3 separate regions of the Homo sapiens genome follow, and all the other regions are linked to region 1. Evidence: chromatin contacts called from ENCODE Hi-C or POLR2A ChIA-PET data. All regions are on one chromosome and are shown on one strand. Each heading gives the region's core, a stretch centred on a gene start or an enhancer-like site at or near the end of the contact. The rest is flanking DNA. Distances are from core to core; before and after follow the strand shown.

Region 1 (4,122 bases), core at 635-3,134:
TACGGTCCAGAGAACTCAGTCCTCAAAGAAACTGATACTATAGCTATCTAACTGGATACCACCGGTAATAAATTACCCAAAGCTAAGATTTCACGCTTTTTAAAGCCCATATTAATAATGCCTGTCTGGTCATAAGTCACACTACCAAAAGGCTTAAATAAATTAATCCACATACATTACGGAGAAGAGCAAAATGCTTATGACAATATTAAAATGAGTGTGAAAAAAATTTAATTAAAACTAAACACTAGCGATAACAAATACTAATATATTTCAGAATCATTAATGATCAACACAATTAGAGGAAGATTCATTTTGATCCTTCAATTTCACCTTAACCCAAGGCTGTTTTAAATCGTGCCCTTTTTATCTTCCTGCTTTGTTGTCACTGAGGATCTCAATATGCCAGTAATAATGCTACGACATAAAATACACTATAAAGTAGCATTTTCATGGACTTTTTCAAGACAACTTCCACTGAGTTCTCAAGTTATTTACCCAGGATTTAGTCATACAGGATACCCACAGATTTTAATAAAGTGGCATGGCTAACCATCATGGAATTCAGGAAATCCATTAGCCAAAAAACTTAGGTGTACATGGTTTGTGAAGAGAGCTTAAGTGACAGGGCAAGCAACTGGTCTAAATGTTAGTATGCTACGAAAAAGTTGTAAACCCTCCCATACCCAAACAATTTAAAAATTTACAGACATGCACATTTTAAGGCAGCTAACATTAGGTCACAAATCAAACCAACGCTGTCATCTTTGCCTAAAGGCTGTTTATCACTAAAATATTCTACAGAATGGACGTAACCAAAGGTCACTTAAATAAAGATAGAACTAATTTTATTATTATACTGCCATACTACAACTACTACTGATTGAATTAAAATACCTATCCTCAGCACGCTTTTACTATAAAGTAGGAGTGCGTTCCCGTGTTAGAAAACTTTTAAAGTACTGATCTTACTGGGTGGGGTAAGTCAGGGTCCAACTGCACTTGTACTTTTATCCTACATATTTTCCTTCTACGTAAGACAGATGGGAATGTGATTAGCCCACCCCGACAGCACACCGGCCTAACACCCCCAAGCTCTAGCTAGGAGCCACGTTTTACCCGGGAAGACCGTTTCCCCACCCCTCCTTAATACAATGCCTGCGGCCACTGGAGACTCCTCCAGCCGAGCTCCAGAAACTCGCAGGTTTAAATGGCCAATCTGGAACCAACCGGGGCAGCTGTCATCTGAAACTCAGGAAAGCTGAGACCAGCCAACTCCACAGAACAAGGAAGGGTGCGGAAAGATGTGGCGGGGCCCGTCGGAGGGAACGCATCAAGCTCCCTCCCCCCGCCATCAATTCGCTTTTCTGCAACCCCGGCGCCGCCATCCTGATCCTCAATAATTAAACGGCCTGGAGAGGGAGTGAGGTGGCCAGAAGGGCAGCTTCGGGTCCGACTTCCCCGAGCCGAGCGGGGCGGTCGGCGAGGCCAAGGGCTACGTCCCCGGCGCTCAGAGGACTTTTCTTCAGGGCTGGGGCGGGAAGGGGCGACCCCCGCGGCTGGCAGGACAGCCGGAAGCGGAGCGCGGGGAATGACGTGGAAGAGGGGATGACAAAGGGGCGCGGGGGCCCGGCGCGGCCCGCGGGGGTCGGGACAGGTGGCCGGGCCTGGCCGGGAACAATGGGGGGCCGAGGCTGCCCCCTGGCGCTCACCTACCTCCGGTGCCCTCCGAGTTCTCGTTGAGGCTGCCCGAGGAGTCGTGCTGGGCGCCCACACACCCGCCCATGGGGGCCCCCGGCGCCTCGTCCGCCACCTCCGGACGCTCGTCCGGGCCCGCCGCCGCCGCCGCTGCAGCCTCCTCCGGCGCCACCGCCGAGCTCCGGACAGGCGCGCCGCTCCGCTCGCCCGCCGCGGCCCAGCCTCCGCCCCCCTCGCCGCTCCACCCACCGCCTTGGCTCGGCCCCTTCCTCCGCGCCCACTTCTACCTCAACCCCCGGGCCGCCCGCCCGGCAGGCCTGGCCCGCGCGCCGCCCTCGCCTTCGGCTCAGCCCCGCCAGGCCAGGGCTGGCCCATCCCGGGCGGGCCGCAGCGCCCGCCTCGCCCCCTCACAGCCCCGCACACCCGAGTCCAGGCGAGCCCCGCGCCGGCGCCTCGCGTCCGCCAGGACCCATCGGCCCCCGGCCCGCGGCGCCGCCCTCCGCACCCACGGCCTGGGCTCGGCCCGGCCCGCCCGGAATCGCCGGAGAAGGGCGGGGCCACCGGAGGCCGCGCTCTGATTGGCTGCGGGCGGGGCTGCGAGCGGAGCGGGGCGAGGGTGAGGCGGGGGAGGGGACGCAGGGGGCTAGGTGGGGGGAGGACTGCAGGCGGGGGGAGGACTGGAGGCGAGGGGAGGAGGAGAGAGGGAGGACGGGAAGAAGAAAGGAGAGGGAAGAAGGGAGGGAAAGCAGGAAAAAGCCGAACAAAAGTGAGAAAAGAGGAGTGGGAAGGGGCGAAATCGAGTTCCTGGCTCCTCGGCCGTCGGCTCCTTCTTGCTGGTGGAAGCGGGTCGCACGGGGGAACCGAGAAGTAGTCGTGGAAGACTCGCAGGCGGGGACGGGGCGGTTTCCCAAATAACGGGGGCTCGGGGGAGAGTGTCCTGGCCGAACGTTGAGGTCCCAGCGCCCTTTGAATTTGTATGGCGCTCCGTGGGTTGGTACCCCGAATCTGGGCTTCCTCTTGCCTGCCCACCCCCGTCTTCCCTAAAATCATGGGGCCCCATTATTAGGGGTGGAGGCAGTGGTTGTGGCAAACCAAACTGAGATTAGAGGCGAGGCGTCCTGATGGAACGCCTGGAAAGAAGAGATAAACGCTGACCTTAGTTCAGGGGGCGTGGGTTTCTTTCATTTTCACGGGATTAATGATTCAAACAATACTACTTATCAAGATCCTGCCTTTGGGTATCTTAAATCGTCCTTAGGCCAAAGTGAAGTGTAAATGAGTGAAACACCCTGCCTTTTCGAATCTAGAATTTGGGACATTGACCACGCCCAACATTCTTGGCGGTTACTTTTCCAATCTCAGCCAAATTGTTAATGGTCCCTTTAGAATTGTGCTTCGTGCTATGATGCCTTAAAATTGTTATCATCCTGCTTGGGACTTTCTAAAGCTTATTTCTGCCTAAGAAGCTGTTTTAACTATCTGCTCCATTTTTATATCAGACTTTCTTTTTTTAACATCCTGGGTCAGCTTTTGCTTAGCACGAAAAAAAATTTTTTAAGTTGAAATACCTAAGAAAGAGATGCTCTGCAGCTTGGGATTTGCATTTAAATATATTCTCATACATTGCTGGTGGGAGTGTAAATTGGTTCAATCTTTTTTGCAAAGCAATTTGGCAATGCAGATCAAGAGCCTTAAAAATGTTCATATCCTTTGACTCGGGATTATTCCACATCTGGAAATCTAGCTCACAGAAATAGATCAAGCTATTATACAAAGATTTAGATCTCTGTATTCATTTGATAAAAAGACAGTAGACAAGCAAAACCTACACTTAGGTTAAAACACAGAAATGTCGTGAGATATAGAAATCTGCTATATTAAACTCATCCTGAAGAATTAGTATTGTCCTCAGTTGTGGTCCTGAACATTCCAAAAAGAGCTTATGCCATCGATGTTATTATGAGTTTTCAGAGGTTGCTCTGACATCAGGGGCTGTGTCACAAAGCCTTCTGTCTGATCATTTTCAACTAACTATACACGTTGGCAGACACATCACTTCATCACTTCCCTGAAGAAGAGAAGCTGCATGCCGAATATTTGCAAAGAGATTGCTTTGTCCTGAATTTCACTCTAGAAATTGCAGAAACCAAGACTTCCACGATGTCTATTAAACAGATGGTAGGCACCCAAATGATGAGGGCTCTCCGATGAGCACTGAGGAGTTGGCACTAGGAAGAGAGAGCAATCTCGGGGAGAGATTCTCAGCAATAGATGTTCTCCACCCTGCCTTTATCTTAGAGACACATTTCCCAGGAGGCAGAGTAGTGTCGCAGTCAGGGCCCCAGCTTGGCGATTAACTTCCTGGATTGGAATCTGGCTTTCATCGTGTACTAGCTATATGGTCTGAAGTTTCTGCCAGACATG
Region 2 (4,122 bases), core at 1,182-3,681, 860 kb after region 1:
CATGATCAGAAAAGCATAAACTAAAGAAGGCATTTCTACCTAATCAGATTGGCAAAACTTCCAATGTTTGTTAACCTATCCTGTTGACAAGGCCACGGGAAACAGGCATTTATGCCATGTTGCTGGAGGGAGTATGGATTGACATAATCCCTATGAAGAGCAATTTGGTAATATGTCAGAATTTTTAAATGCATATATCCTTTGACCTAGCAACTCCATTTGCTCTGGGCAAGTCATTATTCCTCTCTGCCCCGTTTTTACCTCACAGAGTTGTTGTAAGAGTTAAGCGAGACACACATGAAGCGCTTAGTACAAAGTTCCTGGCACATAGGAAGTGCTCCCAAAATGTGGGCTAGTAGTAGAATAACAGCAGCTAACGGGCATTGAGATCTTACTATATGCCACATTAGCACACTGTGCTTGGTGCTTTTCATGTATTTTCTCATTTAATTCTCCAACCTGTGAAGTAGGCGCAATTGATTATCACCAGTTAGCTTCCGAGGAGACAGAGGCACAGGCATGCGAAGTGTGTGGTGGACAGGATTTGAGCCCAGGCAGATGCCAAGCCTGTGATACACTGCCTCTCTATTAGGTGCAGTGGGGTGATGAATACCTTACGAGAGGGTGTGTAGAGGGCTGTAGGGACACAGACAAGCACATAGCCCCGCTTACAACAGGTGGGGACCATATTGATTTTTTGGGGAAAAGATGGCTTTCAGTAGAGGCTGTGCCACTTTCTTTCTTTCTTTTTTCTTTTTTTTTTTTTTTTTTTGAGATGGAGTCTTGCTCTGTCGCCCAGGCTGGAGTAGTACAGTGGGGCGATCTCGGCTCACTGCAAGCTCCACCTCCTGGGTTCACATCATTCTCCTGCCTCAGCCTCCCAAGTAGCGGGGACTACAGGCGTCCGCCACCACGCCCGGCTAATTTTTATATTTTTAGTAGAGACGGGGTTTCACCGTGTTAGCCAGGATGATCTCGATCTCTTGACCTCGTGATCCACCCGCCTCGGCCTCCCAAAGTGCTGGGATTACAGGCATGAGCCACCGTGCCCGGCCTAGGCTTTGCCACTTTCAAGATAGGTAATCTTGCAACAGGGTTGATTGTTTTTTGTTTTAATTTACTCTAAGCCCTACTCCTGATCTGTGATAATAGTGTAGTACAATTTCAAGGGTGGTTGTGAGGATTAAGAGAGATGAACATGGTCGGGCACAGTGGCTCACGCCTGTAATCCCAGCACTTTGGGAGGCCGAGGCGGGTGGATCACGAGGTCAGTTCGAGACCAACCTGACCAATATGGTGAACCCCGTGTCTATGAAAAATACAAAAATTAGCTGGGCATGGTGGCACGCACCTGTAATCCCAGCTACTCAGGAGGCTGAGGCAGGAGAATTGCTTGAACCTGGGAGGTAGAGTTTGCAGTGAGCCAAGATTGTGCCATTGCACTCCAGCCTGGGCAACAGAGCGAGACTCCGCCACAAAAAAAAAAAAAAAAAAAGAGAGAGAGATGAACATTCAAGTCCTAAGCCTTTAGGTCCTCACAATCTATGCTTGCTGAAGTGACCCGAACAAATGCAGATGGAGTGGGGTCGAGTGGGGGAAACGCTTTCTAGGGAGAGGGAACACCACATTCTAAGGCTACACATCCAGAAGGAGCTTGAGCAATCCAGGAAGGGCGCAGGGTGCGGTGGCTGATGGCCGGGGTGGCTGATGGCCTTGAGGACCAGCTAAGAAACTTGGATTATTTACTAACAAAAATAAAAGAGCCACCATTTGTTGAGGGTTTGCTCTGACATTTCCATCAAAACTACCTTAGCAAGGTAGATTTAATAAATCCAGTTGTATACAAAAGGGAAACACGAGAAGCCATAGAAGGGCTGCATACAGGTAGGTGACTTGATCAATTTCGTGTTTTACAAAGATCCCTTAGATCATGTGTTGGAGTGATAGGAGGTACTCTACCGACCTGCCTTGAACTCCATACTTTAAAAAATATATGACGTTTATCATTTCCTCTTTTACTCCACAATTTATACTCACTGTAGAAAATATTAAAAATATAAGAAAGTTTGAAGAAACAAAAAATTATTACTGGTACTTTCCAGAGACATCTCAATTGATACTTTTCTTCCAGTCTTTTTTTTTCTATGTAAAAAATATATAGTTATTAGAATGCCTGACAGAAGGAAGATGGAAAGAGACCACTGTGAAGCGTTCTTGATATTCCCTCTTCCCTTCCTCTCCATGTTATTAGGGCCATACCAAGAGGAGAGGCTGATTTCCCTACACGTGTCAGGGAAAGTCCCAACTCTGCGCAGTGACCCTCGCTTGCCATTTTCGCCGGTCTCTAGGGGGCGCTGCCCCGAGACTGGGTGGGGAGGGAAAGAAGGTGGTGCGAAAACGCGTTTGAACTTGGGTCCTGCCGCTGCCCGTAGCCGGCGTCCCCAACATGGCGGCTCCCCAAGACGTCCACGTCCGGATCTGTAACCAAGAGATTGTCAAATTTGACCTGGAGGTGAAGGCGCTTATTCAGGTACTGATCCCGGGACCCCTGCCGGGCTCCAGCAGCCCTAACCCAAGCTCTGCTGGTCTGTGAGCTTGGCAGTGTCACTCCCGAACTTTCCCCACTTGGTTTCCCAGACCACAGGCTCCGCCCCATGGTCGGCTACCCCCCCGGTCCCCATTTGGTTGTGTCCCGGTGACTGCTGGCCTTGATCCTTTTTCCGGGTGCCGCCGGATCTCCCATCCCCAGAGCACCCCACTGTTCTCCGCCCCTGACTCAGCTACTGCTTCGGGGCTCGGCTTTGCCCCTTCCACCTGCAGCCCTGGTCGTCGCCCCGCCCCTGACTACCTCACAACCTACCTGTCACCCTGCTTGGCCCCGCCCTCTGACGCTGCTTCAGCATCCTCTGGTAGCGTCCGGGAGGCAGCTAGCCCCGCCCCCTGCTGGCCAGCTCTCCTGGCATCCAAGGCCACCTGGCACGGGAGGCACCGGGTGAAACGAATGTAACCTGGACCGTAGTTGTGATTTTATGCTTGAGGAAATCGAGTACGGCGCCAAGGCCTAGGTTAGAAGGCATACCTGGGTCAGTGGCAAAACTGGGACCTGGACTGTGAAAGTCAACCTAGGAATAACACCTTAGAGTGTTACCCCGTTTGAACAGATAGGAAATGAAGTGTTTCGCCTTAAGCCATTTAAGGGTAGAGGTAAAATAAACGAGTGGACTTAGGCAAGAATTGGGAGTGTAGACACGGTTCCATGAGTTCAGCAAAAAGAAACCGAGTTTTAAACCTTGTTTTTGCTTGTTTGTTTTTGTTTTTTTGAGACGGAGTCTCGCTCTGTCGCCCAGGCTGGAGTGCAGTGGCGCGATCTCGACTCGCGGCAAGCTCCGCCTCCCGGGTTCCCGCCATTCTCCTGCCTCAGCCTCCTGAGTAGCTGGGACTACAGGCACCCGCCACCACGCCCGGCTAATTTTTGTGTTTTGCTTAGTAGAGACGGGGTTTCACCGTGTTAGCCAGGATGGTCTCGATCTCCTGACCTCGTGATCCGCCCGCCTCGGCCTCCCAAATTGCTGGGATTACAGGCGTGAGCCACCGCGCCCGGCCTAAACCTTGGTTTTTAAAAATAATCATTTTCAACAAAGTCACTAAACATTAGATGTAGACTCAGAGTTTGTAACAAGGTGTGGCAAAAAGTGCAGGAAAATAGGGCTCCCCAGATAAACCAGATGCAGAATAAACCAAATTAGATGCAGAATAAACAAATACGGTGCAAAGAAGTGTGATTAAATGAATAAGCCAGAGAAAAAGTGAAATTTGATGCAGATATTTAAAACTTCTTGAACTTCACTTCTCTGATGTATACATTACAAAACTTCTGGGCCAATTATAGAAAAATAAACAGGTTTCATACAAATGAAATTACATTTTCACATAATCTAAATTGCTTAGGCATTCTTCTGTACTCTTTCTAACATTTGGGTTCTTGTCATTGCTGATGAGAAAGACTGATTATAGCTGGATGTATTGCGTTCTTACCGTTTTCCAGCAGCTCTGCTAAGTGCTTTACATACATACATAATCTATGATGTTCTATGAGGTAAGTAGTGTTGTGATAAGGAAACT
Region 3 (4,122 bases), core at 597-3,096, 620 kb before region 1:
GCAATCCGTTCACCTCAGCCTCCCAAAGTGCTGGGATTATAGGCATGAGCCACCGTGCCCAGCCAAGTGCAGTCTATTTCTTACAACTACAGGACTTGGCACACAGTGGACACTTAATAAAGGTTTGTTGAGTGACTGGATCAATGAGCAGAATACAGTTGGCAACTTCCTGCTCCTGGTGATTGGCACCACTGGACTGACTGGGGTTAGGAAGACTGGTGAAGAATGGGCAGAGAAGACCAAGGACTTCAGACAACTTCCTCATCCCAGACTCCTCTGAAGTTAGACGAGGCCCCCACAGTCCCACCCATCATGGTCACAGTGAGCACCAGCAGAGACAGCTGCTGCGGGATGCTACCGTGGTCATTCCTGGGGGTGGGTCATGGTTGGACTTGCCTTTGTATCACACCTCTTGGCCAGAACCTGGCACAGTGCCTGGCACATAGTAGGTGCTCAATAGAGAGTAATGAGGGCAAGAACCAGTGAGTGATCATCCATGGAATTAGCACCTCTGTGTGCCAAGCATAGCCGTGCCTATGAAGGAGGGAGAAGATCCCATGTTTACCCTTCAGTTGAGGAGAGAAAATTAATAACCCAGTAACTGTAAACTAATAATGAAGGATTAAAGTGCAGTGGCTAATGGCACAATCAGACGCTGATCCATTGCTTCAACAGATATCCTTAGAGAACCTACTTTGTTCTAGGTCTGATGTTGGACACTGGGGATTCAGATATGAGTAAGATACAGTCGGGGTAACTGAGGTCTGAGGGGGAGTGTCACAAAAAATTCACTCCTTCAGAAATATCCACTGAATTCGTACTATGTGTCAGGCGTGATGCCAGGGGCTGGCACGACGTGGTGCCCCACAGAGGCAGGGAGCTGGGTCTCCTGCTGAGGCTACGCCATCCTTTATAGTCTCAGGGACGTCTTTCCCTGTCCAGGCCTCCGTTTGTAGACCTGTCAAGTCAAGTGACAAGATCAAATGGCCAATGGGCTCTTTCACTTCTGACAGCTAAGGCTAACCCTGTAGGTAAAGTCCAGCTGAAACCGAATCCCGCCACTCTTTAATTTCCTCATCTGTGAAATGGCCTTGTCACAAACAGCACCTACTTCACAGGGTGCTTGTGATGATTAAATGAAAGAATAGATGTAAATTACTAAGTATGTGCCTGGCATCCTCTCAATGCTGTCTGTTCAACAAGCTCCTCATTCTTGCTACTGTGATTCTATCTGACACCTGCCGCGTGCCCTTCCTTGTGCCAGACACTAAGCCTGGCTCTGTGGAAAGAGCATAAAAGACCCTCCAGGGTACACCCTCCAGGAGTGCTGCATGGAGTGGGTTGAAGGAGGGAATTCACCCAGGGTGGTAGGGTGGGCCTGGAAGCCTCTGAGCTGAGCCGCTCAGGAGAGAGGAGGAGGGGTCACTGGGGTTGGGGGACAGGATTGGGGATCAGAGGAAGCCTCCCAGCGGGGGAGGGGCAGGGCCTGCGCCCTTCCCCTCCGGGAGCCCCCGGTGGCTAGATCTGGTCTGGGCGCAACCCCTGACTGAGGCTGCGCTGGGAGTGCCGAAAGGTGGCCTTGTGGGTAAGTCCTTCCAGCTGCATCCAGGTAATCCCGGCCTTCGAGCGGGAGAGATGATACCCCCCGAGGGCCGGGCCTGGTCCGGCTCAGGATGCGTGCCCTGTGAAAATGCTCAGCAGCCCTCGCCTTTAGGAGTGCTCAGGTCCAGCATGAATCATTCCTTTTTGAACTTGTCTAAATGTGTTTATAAAATAAAGCTGCGGCCCAGGGCTGCTCCTGGCGGAGCGGGAAGGTAATATGTTTTTAATTGGAGAGATTGGGGGAAGGAGGCAGCGGGCCAGGGTGAGCTCACCCCGCATGAATGCGGCTGGGCGGAGAACAATGTACGTTCACATTCTTTGACTACAACGGGCCTCCGCAGGACCTGGCTCGGTGGGCAATTCTCCGGCCTCGGGGCGGGCGTCCGGGCCCGCGCCGTCTGAGGTTAGCGGGAGCGCGTACCCTGGGAGGTGGCCAGAAGCCCTACATTGAAATATCACAGTGGGTCAGAGCAGGGGTCGCAAACTCCAGTGCACCCAGGAACCGCGCAGTATCTCAAACCCACGGACACCCAGTGTAGACCTGGAGAACTGGAAATGCGTGGCCTCTGCAAAGGGGACAGGCACCAGTGGACTCCACCAGCCCCGTCACCAGATTGAATGTTTCTCAAGAAAAACCAGAAATCATATCTGGATGTAAAAGCTCCTCTTTTTAAACGTTGTCTTTATTTAATTTTATCCTATTTTCTTACTTATTTTTGGTTATGTGGGCCAAATAAAACAGATGCCTAGGCCGTATTTAGCCCTGCAGCTGTCCCCTCTTTTAGATCTTGGGAGTGGACCTCATGCTGTCTTTTACCAGCTACCAGGACTTTAGGCAAGTTACTTCACTTCTCTGAGCTTTGGTCTCTTCAACTAGAAATCTGATAGATTAATGCTACTTTTCCTGACTTTTCAAATGCTTTCTATGTTGAGGATAAAGAGAGGAAAGAAGATAATTGTAATATTCATTGGGCATCTGCTATGTGCCGCGCATGGTGTTAAGCAATTTACGTATTTTGTTGTTGTGATGTTTTGTTTTGTTTTTTAATCATCATTATTCTGTAATCTAGGTATTATTCCCATTTTGCAGATTAAGAAATACAATCTTAAAAAGCTGAAGCTGGAATGTGAACCAGTATTTCCAACTTTAAGCTGAAATCATCTGAATTTAAAGAACACATCGTGGTAAGAATGGGGAAATGGAGTCAAGAGTTAACTGGCTGACTTAATGTCACAAAGCCATGCCCAGTGAAGGCAGTAGCCATTTTGGGTCCTAGCTCAGGAATGATTCAAGTAGCAATAGCGTTTTGCAAAGTAAAACAGGCAGAGCTCTCAAGGTTAAATCAAGGGTATAATGGAGTAGGTACCCCCCTGCACTGCTCCAGTTACAGCCCTTCCAAAGGACGACGTAGCAGTATGTGTTAAAAGATTCATATTCTCTAAAAGATTCATCCACTTTCACCCAGTAATTCCTCCTGAAGGAATCAATCCTAGAGAAATAAAAGAGCTGTGGGCAAGCATTTGTAAAAAAAACTAATGCTCAGAAAATCGAACATTCATTATAAAGGAAGAGTTAAATAAGGTAGGTAATGTCCATACCCAGGAATATTATGTAGCCTTGAAAGAATGTGCAATAACGGGAGGAAATGCTCATGACATAATGTTAAGGAAAAAAAGTAGAATGCAAAATTAGGTAAACATGTGTATGATAATCAAAGAAATGTAAAGAAAGAAGATGGGAAGGAAATTCACCCCAATGTTAATTCTCTACGTGGTGGAATTTTAATTTAATTTTCTTCATCCTTGTTGAAATTTTTTTAGATTTTCTCTAATGAGCATATTACATTTTACAATCTGAAATATATATATTTTCAGGATGTTACAGGCCTCATCTCATCCAGTTTGGGAAGTGGATGGGTCTCAAGCCAAGTATCACATTTATTTAAAAAACAAAAGCCCAGAGAGAAACTCTAGAGAGAAAAATACCACAGTGTAAACTGGTTATTACTGGATGATTGGATTATGGGTGATTTTTTCCTACTTCTTTATATTTCTATGTGTTTTTCAAACTTTCTACATCAAGATTTCTTTGAAATTGGCAAACAAACAGACAAATCATAAAATACTCTCTTGCATTTCCAACTGTTCCAGGCAGGGAGATATTCTTGGCAGTAGAGCTATACCAGAATCCAGGTTTTTCTCACACATTGCTCTATCCTCACTCTGGTCTTTGTACTTGTACCCACCCCCACCCCCGCCACCCAGCTACCATGATGATAGATGCTGAAGGGTTTAATATACTTAAATTGGTTTAAAGCTAAGGAACTGTGAAATTAGGGTTCTTTTGTAGTTTATGGAGGAATGGCTTGGCCCAGACTATTCTTGCAACCTGTTTTTGACCACTTTGCCAAGCTAAAAGTACCTATTGCTTATCCTATTAATTGAGCCAAGGCCGTGTAATCAGGGCCTTGCTGGCCTAGAAGGCACATTTATTTCCCGGACATGGCACTATGATCTGAG

Evidence for each region. A loop is a pair of places that touch in the nucleus more often than their neighbours do. ChIA-PET counts read pairs that join two places held with the same protein, here RNA polymerase II (POLR2A). Pooled maps may share reads with other maps.
Region 2: a map of ascending aorta shows a loop between it and region 1 (3-fold over the local background). The contact joins the promoter of BNIP1 here to the promoter of UBTD2 in region 1. A Hi-C loop is called at or near these places in 1 of 168 maps with a recorded cell type or tissue (ascending aorta) and 5 of 50 pooled maps. POLR2A ChIA-PET finds 5 or more read pairs at or near these places in 1 of 52 experiments (activated naive CD4-positive, alpha-beta T cell).
Region 3: a loop to region 1 is called in a map of ascending aorta, with 3 times the contacts of the local background. The contact joins the enhancer-like site here to the promoter of UBTD2 in region 1. A Hi-C loop is called at or near these places in 1 of 168 maps with a recorded cell type or tissue (ascending aorta). POLR2A ChIA-PET finds 5 or more read pairs at or near these places in 1 of 52 experiments (H1).

Annotation. Positions count from the first base shown.
Region 1 is chr5:172,281,880-172,286,001 of GRCh38, forward strand. It overlaps UBTD2 (ubiquitin domain containing 2), which reads right to left and starts at 1,885. Exons shown (of 3, transcript NM_152277.3): 1 at 1,717-1,885. The coding sequence starts at 1,786. It overlaps LOC100288254 (a long non-coding RNA gene), which reads left to right and starts at 3,718. Exons shown (of 2, transcript NR_130933.1): 1 at 3,718-3,876. RefSeq lists a silencer at 1,478-2,387 and enhancers at 1,962-2,562, 2,563-3,162.
Region 2 is chr5:173,142,100-173,146,221 of GRCh38, forward strand. It overlaps BNIP1 (BCL2 interacting protein 1), which reads left to right and starts at 2,432. Exons shown (of 6, transcript NM_001205.3): 1 at 2,432-2,530. The coding sequence starts at 2,447. RefSeq lists enhancers at 2,625-3,153, 3,095-3,164.
Region 3 is chr5:171,666,126-171,670,247 of GRCh38, forward strand. No RefSeq gene overlaps it. Among named protein-coding and RNA genes, the nearest start is that of SMIM23, 120 kb to the right of the region's middle. RefSeq lists enhancers at 1,544-2,122, 2,123-2,700. Within about 2 kb of position 1,847, at least 9 of the 41 ENCODE cell types and tissues checked have a DNase peak (open chromatin) inside an H3K27ac peak, as active enhancers do; they include ascending aorta, where a contact is called at or near this core.